2 separate regions of the Homo sapiens genome follow, and region 2 is linked to region 1. A link is a contact called in ENCODE Hi-C or POLR2A ChIA-PET data. All regions are on one chromosome and are shown on one strand. The core of a region is the stretch at or near the end of the contact, and the rest is flanking DNA. Distances in the headings are between cores, read along the strand shown. Region 1 has its middle 98 kb from the start of LINC01108. Region 2 overlaps JARID2 (jumonji and AT-rich interaction domain containing 2).

Region 1 (5,068 bases), core at 833-3,332:
TAATGCATCTGTCATCATATATTCTATATAGCTCTATAACACAGTTTATTATAGCTACAATTGATTTAGTATTAACTATGTACCAGGCTTGCTATAATGTATTTTTCTTACGTTTTCTCATTTAGTTTAGATAATGTAGTTTATTTAAATGGCAATTCCAAATAACATACAATGTTAATTTCTTTCAAAGATTTATTCTGTCTTCAGCATAAAGAAATTAAGACACATAGAAAATGGCCCAACAATAAGAATGTCCTCAAAAAATAGATGAGAATAATGACTTAGGGATTATTACAAATCCTAACCCTTCCTGTCCCCTACCACCTCCTCCCATTCACCCTAACCAAACACACACACATCCTTAAAGGTCTGGTATAAAATAATTCAGGGATCCCATTATATTCTAAAACCTTCTCCGCTGGGATAATTGGCTTTGGAACCTCCCTTTTCCCCACGACTCTCTCATATGCCAATATCTCCAACACATAGATAATTTATGAAAACAGAGTAGACACTTTTTAATAATTAAGTGATAGATAATAGGAGCTTTTAAAATAAGCTGTAAGAGCTTGGAAAAGGAATGGGGGTTAGTCATCTGCATATTTATTTGGAATGACCCAAAAGGCTATTCATTTTATACCCCATTATCTGCAACTGGAGACCCCAAGAAGTTTGCTTTCTCTGCTAGCTGGGGTATTTTCCAGCAGGCATTTGGGAGCCGCAGTCAGTGGGAGGGAGAACTGGAGAACCAGATGCCTGCCCCAATCTAAATCACCCGTATCACCCACTCTATTCTCTCCAAATTACAGTGCAAACAATAACACAGGTAAAATTAGCCAAGATACTAATTATGTAGTGCAAATGTGTAAAGGATATAGAATGATAAATGGCAAACGCAGAACATGTTGTGTCATATCTTGTAATCTCTCTGGCTACCGAGCCCAGGAACAAAGGGAGAATTGTGCTCTGTTTGTCTAACATGCTCCATATCACAAATTGGAAATCCTTCCTAATTAAGATATTGTTAAATGTCCTTTGTTAGCAGATTTTAACAATGTTAATTAGGAGGTTAGAGTGATCATTGTTCATCTAGCAAACAATTAGGGTGATTTGCACTGTAGCTTTTGAGAAACTTCTCAGCAAATCAGGAGTTTCCTCTCCACAGAGAGGGGAGCAGACCAGAGAAGGAAGAGGACAGGCAGGAGAATGGGCAATGTTTTGCCTAACATTTTTAGCTTACGGGCCAGGGTAAAGCATGAGGAATTGTTAGACATGGGCCTAGTAGCCATTGAGATATCAGTGTTGACCTTGACCTGGTGGCATCACTGTGTTTGCAGATGCGCTATTTATCCCCAGTTCAGGAAAGCCTGGTCAGAGAAAGTGTATGAAACAGCAGGAACCCCTCTCAGGAGCCTTCCAAGCTACACCTCCCCACCTAGCAAAAAACAAAGGGAAAATTTTGAGTCCCTTCAAGGGAAATTCCAGGCACCTAGCTAACCCTACAACCAGCAATTAAGGAAGTAAATGAATAACCTGCTAAGCAGGAAGATAATAGTAACTTAAACAATAGCCACCAAGTAAGCCAGAGTCACAAGATGTTTGCTTCCCTATAGAAACTAAAAGATATTATCTTGACGTATCCTTGAGCTATTTTTCAGAAACAGGAGCCCCACCAGATAGACAATGTTGACCACCGTCACATAGACCTCAGATAAGGGGGCACTGAGGACTGAACTCTAACTGATGTTCTTTGTTCTAAATTTCCTCCTGAGGTGCCTGGAGAAAGTCACACCCTCAGGCCAAAACTAAACATAGCTTTCTGCTAACCCCAAGTTTTTAGACAAAGCTTTGCTTCCTTAACCAATTGCAAATCAAAGAATCTCTGAATCCACCTCTGACCTGTAAGCCTCTGCTTCAAGATGTCCCCCTACGAAGGGCCAAACCAATGGGTAACTTCCTTGTTTTGGTTTACAATTCCTTGTATTGGCTGCATGCCTTCCTTGTCTTGGTTACGACTGCAACTATACATTTAATGCCTTTAAATGTCCATTTCAAAGTACATTTCAGGAAAGCAGAAGTTGCAATTGTAAAAACCCTTGCTTGTCATCCGTCTGGGAGTTTGAGTCCTAAGTGTTAGCTGCCCAGTTCTCCTTGCTTGGCACCCTGAAATACATGCCTCTCTTTCACTGCAAATACCAGTGGTGTTCGTTTTTGGCTTTTGGCTTTTTCTGTTCACTGAGTGGGTGACCCAAAGTTTGGTTCAGTAACACGCAGTTTTCAGGTTTCTTAATCGTCTGGTCAAGTGAGGGTATCTTCCTAAGGCAACAAAAACAATGCCACGCCAGCCATATTTCAACATTTTCTGAAGTTAGAATTTTATTATTTTTAGCAGCAGATGAGCCTGGGCTCCTTCTGCTATAGTCTCCAATCCCTGCCACTTCTATGCCCCCAACATACATCTGCATGATAAAAAACACTTGACAGTCTTTTTTCCTTTTCTTTCTTTCCTTTCCCGCTCCCCACGGCCTGATACTTGTAGAGGGATGTAAGGAGGGAGAGAAGGAAGGAAGGAGGAAGGAAGGAAGGAAGGAAGGAAGGAAGGAAGGAAGGAAGGAGGAAGGAAGGAAGGAAAAAGGAAAGGAAGAAGAGGAAGGAAGGAAGGAAGGAAGGAAGGAAGGAAGGAAGGAAGACAGGACTTTGCATTTTGCTACTTTGAAACTGGAAATACAAGAGCAAAGTATATTTTGAGAGGAGGACAGAACTGGCCATTTGAAAACTACCAGAGGACTTTAGTTGCTTTGAGAATCTCATTCTCTCTTGGCAAAGGTGCCCATGCAGAAGGAGGGCAGGCAACCCAGTGAGAAGAGGGATGGGATTGGAAATCGAATGCAAAGACTCTGAGTTCTATTCTGGGTTTCACCAATGATTTCTCATACAAACTCAGGAAGTCACTTAACTGAAAGTCACACCTGCTTGGAAATGGCACTAAGTTTCTAACCACACACACCCAACACTTGGGGAAAAAAAATCCTAATAGCTCTCGGCAGCTGCTGGGTGCCGGGCACTGTGCTAGGCGCTTTACATAAATTTAACCACAGCCAGCACTTAGCTTCAACACTGAGGGTCCTGAGGCCAATTTAAGTGGCTCTCAAGTCTCTTTTATCCTTGCGGGGCCCCATCTGCTGGGGGAATAAAAAGCCCTTTTATGTTCTACAACCTCACAGACCACCCACCCCAGCAGTTTGTGCTTTGTCACAAAAAACCCTCCATCTAATTAACAGGGCACAATTTTAATGAAATATTGAAGTAAATTATTCATGCCTGTCAGTAATCAAATATAGATGGGTCATCTTGTAAACTGTTACAACATCTGTCATTTGCTTTAAAGTACTGTAGCGTAGATAATGTGATGTCACGTACATATCAGTTACCTAAAGCCACAACCTAAGTGACAGTAATAGGAATTTACCTTGTAGGAATCTACCTTCAGCCGTGTTCTTATCGAGCAAGTTCAGAAATGGGTATTCATTGGGTATTCACTGGGGAAGCCGGTGGCATGTTCATCAGCATAATGGCTATTGTAAATGGGCTCTCACTGAGGAAATTTGATCTGAGTCATATGAAGTTCAGTATGAAGATGAACCCAGTTTTCTGTTTCTTTGCACTGGCATAAATATGTATTCAGCTGTGCCTCGGTGTTCCTGGCCTGCCCTATTTTTTCTCCTCAGTGCATCCACTGCCTAGTACAGAACAGATTTTCAACACACATCCCTTGAATGAAAGAGAAAAGCTACTCTGTCACAACTGGGGAAAAGTTAAGTAGGGTAGAAAACCCACCGACCTTTCTCAAGACCTGATGGAAAACCTTGGCAGGTGAATATTACCCCGTCCAAATTTCCAGACAGTGCTCTCAGGATTTCCTGTGTTGCCAGTAAACCTTTTACTTCCATGAAGAACCTTTGGTCGTCTTAAAGCGGGTCAACTTTTCCAGCTGTCTTTATCCACGGGCAGCACTGACGGAGACCATAAACTCATCCAAATTTAGGCACACAATAAACTGGAAGAGTGGAGAGGGTATTCAGGCTATGAAATTCTGATGGCTCATTACCATGACAAAGGTTGTAACAACTTGGACAGGAAGCCGAACAAAAGGCAGCCACCGTTCTATTTACAATTCTAGGATTGTATTTGTAATCTCTCTTTGCAGGAGAAAGAGACCGCCAGTTAAAAAAAAGACTGAAACACAATAGGAAGAGAGAGTCCACAATGCTGAGAGACACCAAAGGGATCAGAGTATGAGCACACACACTATGTGTGTATTTCTTCTCTGTGTATGTACACAGTCGATGAGAGTAAATTATTGTCATGGGTAAGGGTTTAACATTATTGACCCATGCGATGGCTTTTAAAAAATATATGCCACATGGCTGGAATGCCAATTTGAAGTGGAGAAGCATTTAGGAAAATGAATAGGCTGAGCTGGAGTATTTTCATGGAACAGAGCAAGCCTCTTTAATTTGTTCACTGCAGAGAGCCTGAGAGTAAGCCAACATTGTAACCTGCTAAGTAAAGCACCATGAACATGATTATTAATGCAGAGAAGGGAGGCTCAAGAGTTATTGTGCTGTGCAGGTTTTGGTTTCAGGAAGGCAATAATTGTTCCAAAGTCACTGACAATTTTGGTTAACAAGTGATACAAATGGATCGGGTCCGTTGGCCGTTCTCTGGGGGCCCTCCCACACCCATAGCAGCTAAACTCTGCAAATTCTGATTCATTACCTTTGACTCCCCTTTTGTTACCTATCTAGCCGGTGTCGATAGTTGGGAAGTGTGTGGTGGCAGGGACCATTCAAAAGGGCTCCCCTGCCTCACAGTCCCTGGAGCTCGAGGAGCAAAGACATTGCTTTTGTTCAGATGGAAAAGAATGAAACCCACGTTCTAGCCTATTGTCCCGCTGCAAGCCAGGCTTTTTAATTGGCATGTTGGAGTCAGTAAAGAGGTGTGCAGTGACAGCTCAGAAGTGAGGCATCATGGGGCAGCAGTGACTTCACCTCCAGTTTAATCCTGG
Region 2 (5,068 bases), core at 1,578-4,077, 930 kb before region 1:
CTGAATCTGAGACAGAAGCATAGAATCTGGCCGGGTATGGTGGCTCATGTCCGTAACGCCAACACTTTGGGTGGCCGAGGTGGACAGACCACTTGAGTTCAGGAGTTCAAAAACCCTGTCTCTACTAAAAATACGTGTGCCTGTAGTCCCAGCTACTAGGGAGGCTGAGGCAGGAGAATCGCTTGAACCCGGAAGGCAGACAGAGGTTGCAGTGAGCAGAGATCGTGCCACTGCACTCCAGCCTTGGCAAGAGTGAGACTCCATGTCAAAAAAAACCCATAGAATCTGTATTTCACACATGTTTTCAAGCCAGCAGACCCCACTTCAGTGGTACTTTTCGTATTAGTTGAGAAAATACTGAAGATAACATTCACGGGATGAAAAAAAAAAGGAAGCAGGACTCGTGTAAACTGTGTTCTTTCTAATCTTGGTTCCAGCTTATGCCCTCAGTCACTTTAAATCAATCTGAAGACAAAGAATTTGGAAGTCATCACTTACTTCTTCCATAAATTTGGGAGCCCTGAGAAACTCATGTCTGAAATCACTAATGAACGTACTCAACGTATGGACGGCACACTGGGCCCAGTTAGCACACACTACAGGACTTGCTTGCTTCATTAACGCACTTTCCCAGTTCTGCTAACAATTTTAACAGAACTTGAAACAGAACTTGAAAAAACAGAATTGGGCGAAACACCACTCATTTATTTTGGTAACTTCCGGACAACCACAACTTCTAGGGATTTGCAGCCTAAAAGCCACCTGAAGCAGATGAAGATATCTCACTTTTTTGACCGTATCTCATCTCAATTATTCAGGTAGTCCAGTCACACTCTAGATACGTGACTACTTCTAAATATGTAAGTTTTCTGTGTTAAAATGGCAGACTGAGCACTTGACCCTATGGTGTACTGACTGCACTATGATTCCCACAGTAAAGATCAAAGCTATATGAGAGAGACTGCAGTTCTCCAAGACAAAGCAACGGGTCAAATAAATCTTGGAAAGCCAGCTGGTATAGATGGGCATCAACCTTCGTAATTAATCCATCATGGGTTCAAACAGCATTCTAAAGGGACATCTCTCATCCTCCCTAGTCCTGTAGATTGTCTACTACCTGGCATCTGAAGGAAGTTGTTTGCAATAAAAACATGTCTAAACTCTTCTTTCTGGCAGAATCAATTCACTTATACACATGGAGAATTTTTGGACAAGCACGTTGCTCTTCCGTTTCCTTTTGTTCTTCATTAATATACGTATTATTTAGTATGTAAAAATTATTTCTAAGGCAAAATACTATTCAAAACATATTGGTAAGGATGAAATATTCTTCAATTTTAGAAACTGCATAATCCAAACCTGATTTTCCAATACATAAAAATATGGAATGCTTCACAAATTTCTGTGTCATACTTGCATACAGGCCATGCTAATCTTCTCTGTATCATTCCAATTTTAGTATATGTGCTGCTGAAAGGATCACTCTTCTGTATCTTCTGAAAGGCTTTTCTATAACGGCAACCCCAACTAAACACATCAGGCTAAGTATGTGCGTATTTTTTGGTTTTACTGAAGCAGTCGGGAAACCAACAGTAATAAAGGCAATTTATAATATTTCACTAATTATTGCTGCCCATTCATTTCACAGTCCCCAAACCTTCCCTAACCTACAGTGTCTACCTCTGGCATCTATGTACCATGGATTGTCTGTGACACTGTTCCAAGGCAAGTTTCCTCCCTCCTCTCACTGAAGAGGCCTCAACTGTATCTCCAGGGTTCTGTCCGCTTCTATACACAAGCACCAAACTGATTAAACTATGTCTAATGTATGATTTATAACTAGCTCTCAATGTCATTTATTAAAACTAAGCCCTGCCTATAAGAACTCTAACACCACAAATCATAATTTGAATGACAGCAACTTTCAAAATGCCGTTTACTTATTATTCATTATTTTAACAAATACTTAAGTACCACATGCCAGGCACTGTTCCAGGTGCTTGGGGTAAATTTATAAGCAAGAAGATTCACCTCAAGAACAAAAAGAGTCTTGCTCTTCATTTTTTTTAAATTATTGTATTACTTTATATTCTAGCAGAGAAAGCCAAAACCACATAAATAACAAAGTATTTGAAGTAGTGGCAAATGTTATAAATAAATGGGTAATTTGACAGAATCACAGCAGGAGACCACAGGAGTGGGGGAAACAGGAGCCACAGCAACCTGCAGAGTGGATCAAGATTAATTTGAATACAGCCTCTGCCATCCACTAACTGAGCTTAACCTTAAGCCCGTCCCTTTGACCTTATCTATGAACAGCATCACTGTTCATGGCTACCCAGAATTGGAAGGACTCAACATCAGGACACCTTGGGCCTTGGGTCCAGATGCAGTATCCTCTCCCCAAATGAAGAGATAAAAACAAAAGCAGCACCTCCATGAGGGCTTCTAGACAGCCATGGGCCAGCAGAAGGTATAAGGATATTTGGGGAGACACAGGCCAAAGGTAATTACCAATGTCTACTCTCCTAGGCCCAAGGCAGGGATCATCTGCCCCTAGGAGAAGAGGTTTAGATGACAAATGTATTTAAGATCTGAAAGAAATCTCCCCAAGTAAGAAGAAATTCATTTTCTAATAATTGGTGCTTAAAATGCAGTTAACTCCACAGGTTTCTATACATCAGCCAGAGAGTGTTTCCACCAAGACTTCCTGTTCTTTTCCAGATTTGCAAGTCAAAACACTAATGCCACAAGAAACATACACCATTTCTGAATCTGTACGGCACACTGCAAATTCCACAGTGCTCTCAAGGACAGCATGCTGCCGCGGCACCAACAGCCTGCGTAGATGTGAACAGCAACCCTGGCTCGGCTCAGTGTTGGCAGCAGACTTCCCAGAAAAGCTGGCACTCTTCAAAATGGGAAGTCACCAGTGAAGAGGCACAAATGCAAGACCCTGTCTGTACTGCTTGTGCAGTACCTCCTAGGGCTTGGGGAGCTGGGATATGTAGTGACTATGAACCCAGGCTACCCTACCCCAACCTCCAAACACTGGTTCTCAGCCACAGCGCTTTCTTCATACAACTAAAAATGAGATGTTACAGTGTACATACTCAGGCACACACAGACAATAGAATGGGACTTTCTCATCCATGAAAACTGAGATTTTTCCTGTTTCCTTGGGGTGCCATGGCTCCTTGCTATTCTAAGTCAACATATTCTCCCTAACCATCAAAAGGAGATCAGGAAGCAGAGGACAGGTGTAATGTAAAAAAAGCTCCGACGGCAATCCATTAACAGCACTGAATTCTTTTCCAAGAAGATTGTTTAAAAACAAGCAACATAAACGGAAAACTCCCACAGATTTTATGGAAGGCACTATTCTGAAACTGGAGGCTGCAGCTCGGTTTGCGGGAAAGATGCTGAACGCCAGTGTTTTCGTCGGAACAACAAGGCTTGGGTCAGTCAGTATATTTGCTTGTTTTGTCCCCTAGTGGGGTGGTGAGGGGTAAAGGTAAGGGCAGAATCTGGCTGGATCATCTCTCAGTTACTAGGTTCTTTCAGTGTGTGTGAAAGATAAGGTTGCTTTAATGCCCACTTGAGAAAAAGACTACAGGGAATCACGAAAGGACCAGGCCAGGCTTACAGGGAAAAAAAGAAACACAGACAATGAGTGAGTCACAGGAAGAACACAGAAAGACAGAAAGAGAGGAGACTACTGAACCATAACAGGAAGGAACAAACCATACACACAGCCTGGATGAATCTCAAAGCAAAGTGAAGGGATGTAGACACAAAAGTGCTTCCATCTATATGGCATTTACAACAGGCAAAGCTAATCTACAGTGCAAGAAGGCAGGTCGGCGCTGGCATGGGGGCACAGGACAGGAGCACAAGGGAGCTTTCTCGGGTGACAGGAGGTGCATATATTGATGGGATGGTAATACCCAGATGTGTGCAGTTGTCATAAGTTATCACAGTGTACACCTGAAATGGCTGCATGTATAAATTTTACTTCAATAAGATTGGTTTTTTAAAAATCCAAACTGAGGCCGGGCATGGTGGCTCACGCCTGTAACCCCAGCACTTTGGGAGGCCGAGGCGGGTGGATCACGAGGTCAGGAGTTCGAGCCCAGCCTGGCCAAGACAGTGAAACCCTGTCTCTACTAAAAATACAAAAATTAGCCAGGCGTGGTGGCAAACGCCTGTAATCCCAGCTAATTGGGAGGCTGAGGAAGGGAACTGCTTGAACCTGGGAGGTGAAGGCTGCAGTGAGCCAAGATCGCACCACTGCACTCCAGCCTGGGTGACAGGGCAAGACTCCGTCTCAAAATCAAAACTGACTTAGAAAGCTTTTGTTTTTGTTTTTTAAATCTAGAACAGTAGGGGTGCATATGTAGAATGAGCTATGACAATTTTTTAGGTTAAATTGATTTCTCTAGAAAGTAGCCATCCAAATTAAATAAAAGTTAATGCCAAAAGCCACACCTCTGGCAATACAATCCAGGGACCTGGTCCAAATGTGGAAAATTCCCCCCAGTTTCACGTAGTTAAAAGTGACTTATTAAAGAATATTTTACAATACAAACTCCCTTTTGGGGCTTAGGGTATTAAGAGGAAAAAAATTTTTTAAGGAAAATATTACAAGAAAAAAGAAAAAAAAAAAACAGTTACCTTTTTTGCAAGCCGAATCAGAGTGCCATCTGTGGCTTGTGTTAAGGACTTTGCTTTTGTATTGTGCAGAAAGGCAGATCGAATATTTACCTGTGGGAGAGAAAAGGCTTGCTCACAAGTCTTCAGACTTTTTCTTTTTCTTTCTTTCTTGAGACGGAGTTTCGCTCTTGTTGCCCAGGCTGGAGTACAATGGCGCGATCTCGGCTCACCGCAAACTCCGCCTCCCAGGTTCAAGCGATTCTCCTGCCTCAGCCTTCCCATGTAGCTGGGATTACAGGCATGCGCCACCATGCCTGGCTAATTTTGTATTTTTAGTAGAGATGGGGTTTCTCCATGTTGGTCAGGCTAGTCTCGAACTCCCAACCACAGGTAATCAGCCCGCCTTGGCCTCCCA

What was found. A loop is a pair of places that touch in the nucleus more often than their neighbours do. ChIA-PET counts read pairs that join two places held with the same protein, here RNA polymerase II (POLR2A).
Region 2: a map with no recorded cell type shows a loop between it and region 1 (6-fold over the local background). The contact joins two enhancer-like sites. A Hi-C loop is called at or near these places in 1 of 37 single-sample maps with no recorded cell type. POLR2A ChIA-PET finds 5 or more read pairs at or near these places in 3 of 52 experiments (OCI-LY7, WTC11 and activated B cell).

Annotation. Positions count from the first base shown.
Region 1 is chr6:14,380,530-14,385,597 of GRCh38, reverse strand. No RefSeq gene overlaps it. Among named protein-coding and RNA genes, the nearest start is that of LINC01108, 98 kb to the right of the region's middle. RefSeq lists enhancers at 3,455-3,998, 3,999-4,540 and a silencer at 4,866-5,068. Within about 2 kb of position 2,082, at least 3 of the 41 ENCODE cell types and tissues checked have a DNase peak (open chromatin) inside an H3K27ac peak, as active enhancers do; they include OCI-LY7, where a contact is called at or near this core.
Region 2 is chr6:15,311,335-15,316,402 of GRCh38, reverse strand. The region is part of intron 1 of JARID2 (jumonji and AT-rich interaction domain containing 2); the gene reads right to left. It also overlaps the pseudogene RNU6-522P. Among named protein-coding and RNA genes, the nearest start is that of JARID2-AS1, 65 kb to the right of the region's middle. RefSeq lists an enhancer at 3,807-3,876. Within about 2 kb of position 2,827, at least 9 of the 41 ENCODE cell types and tissues checked have a DNase peak (open chromatin) inside an H3K27ac peak, as active enhancers do; they include OCI-LY7, where a contact is called at or near this core.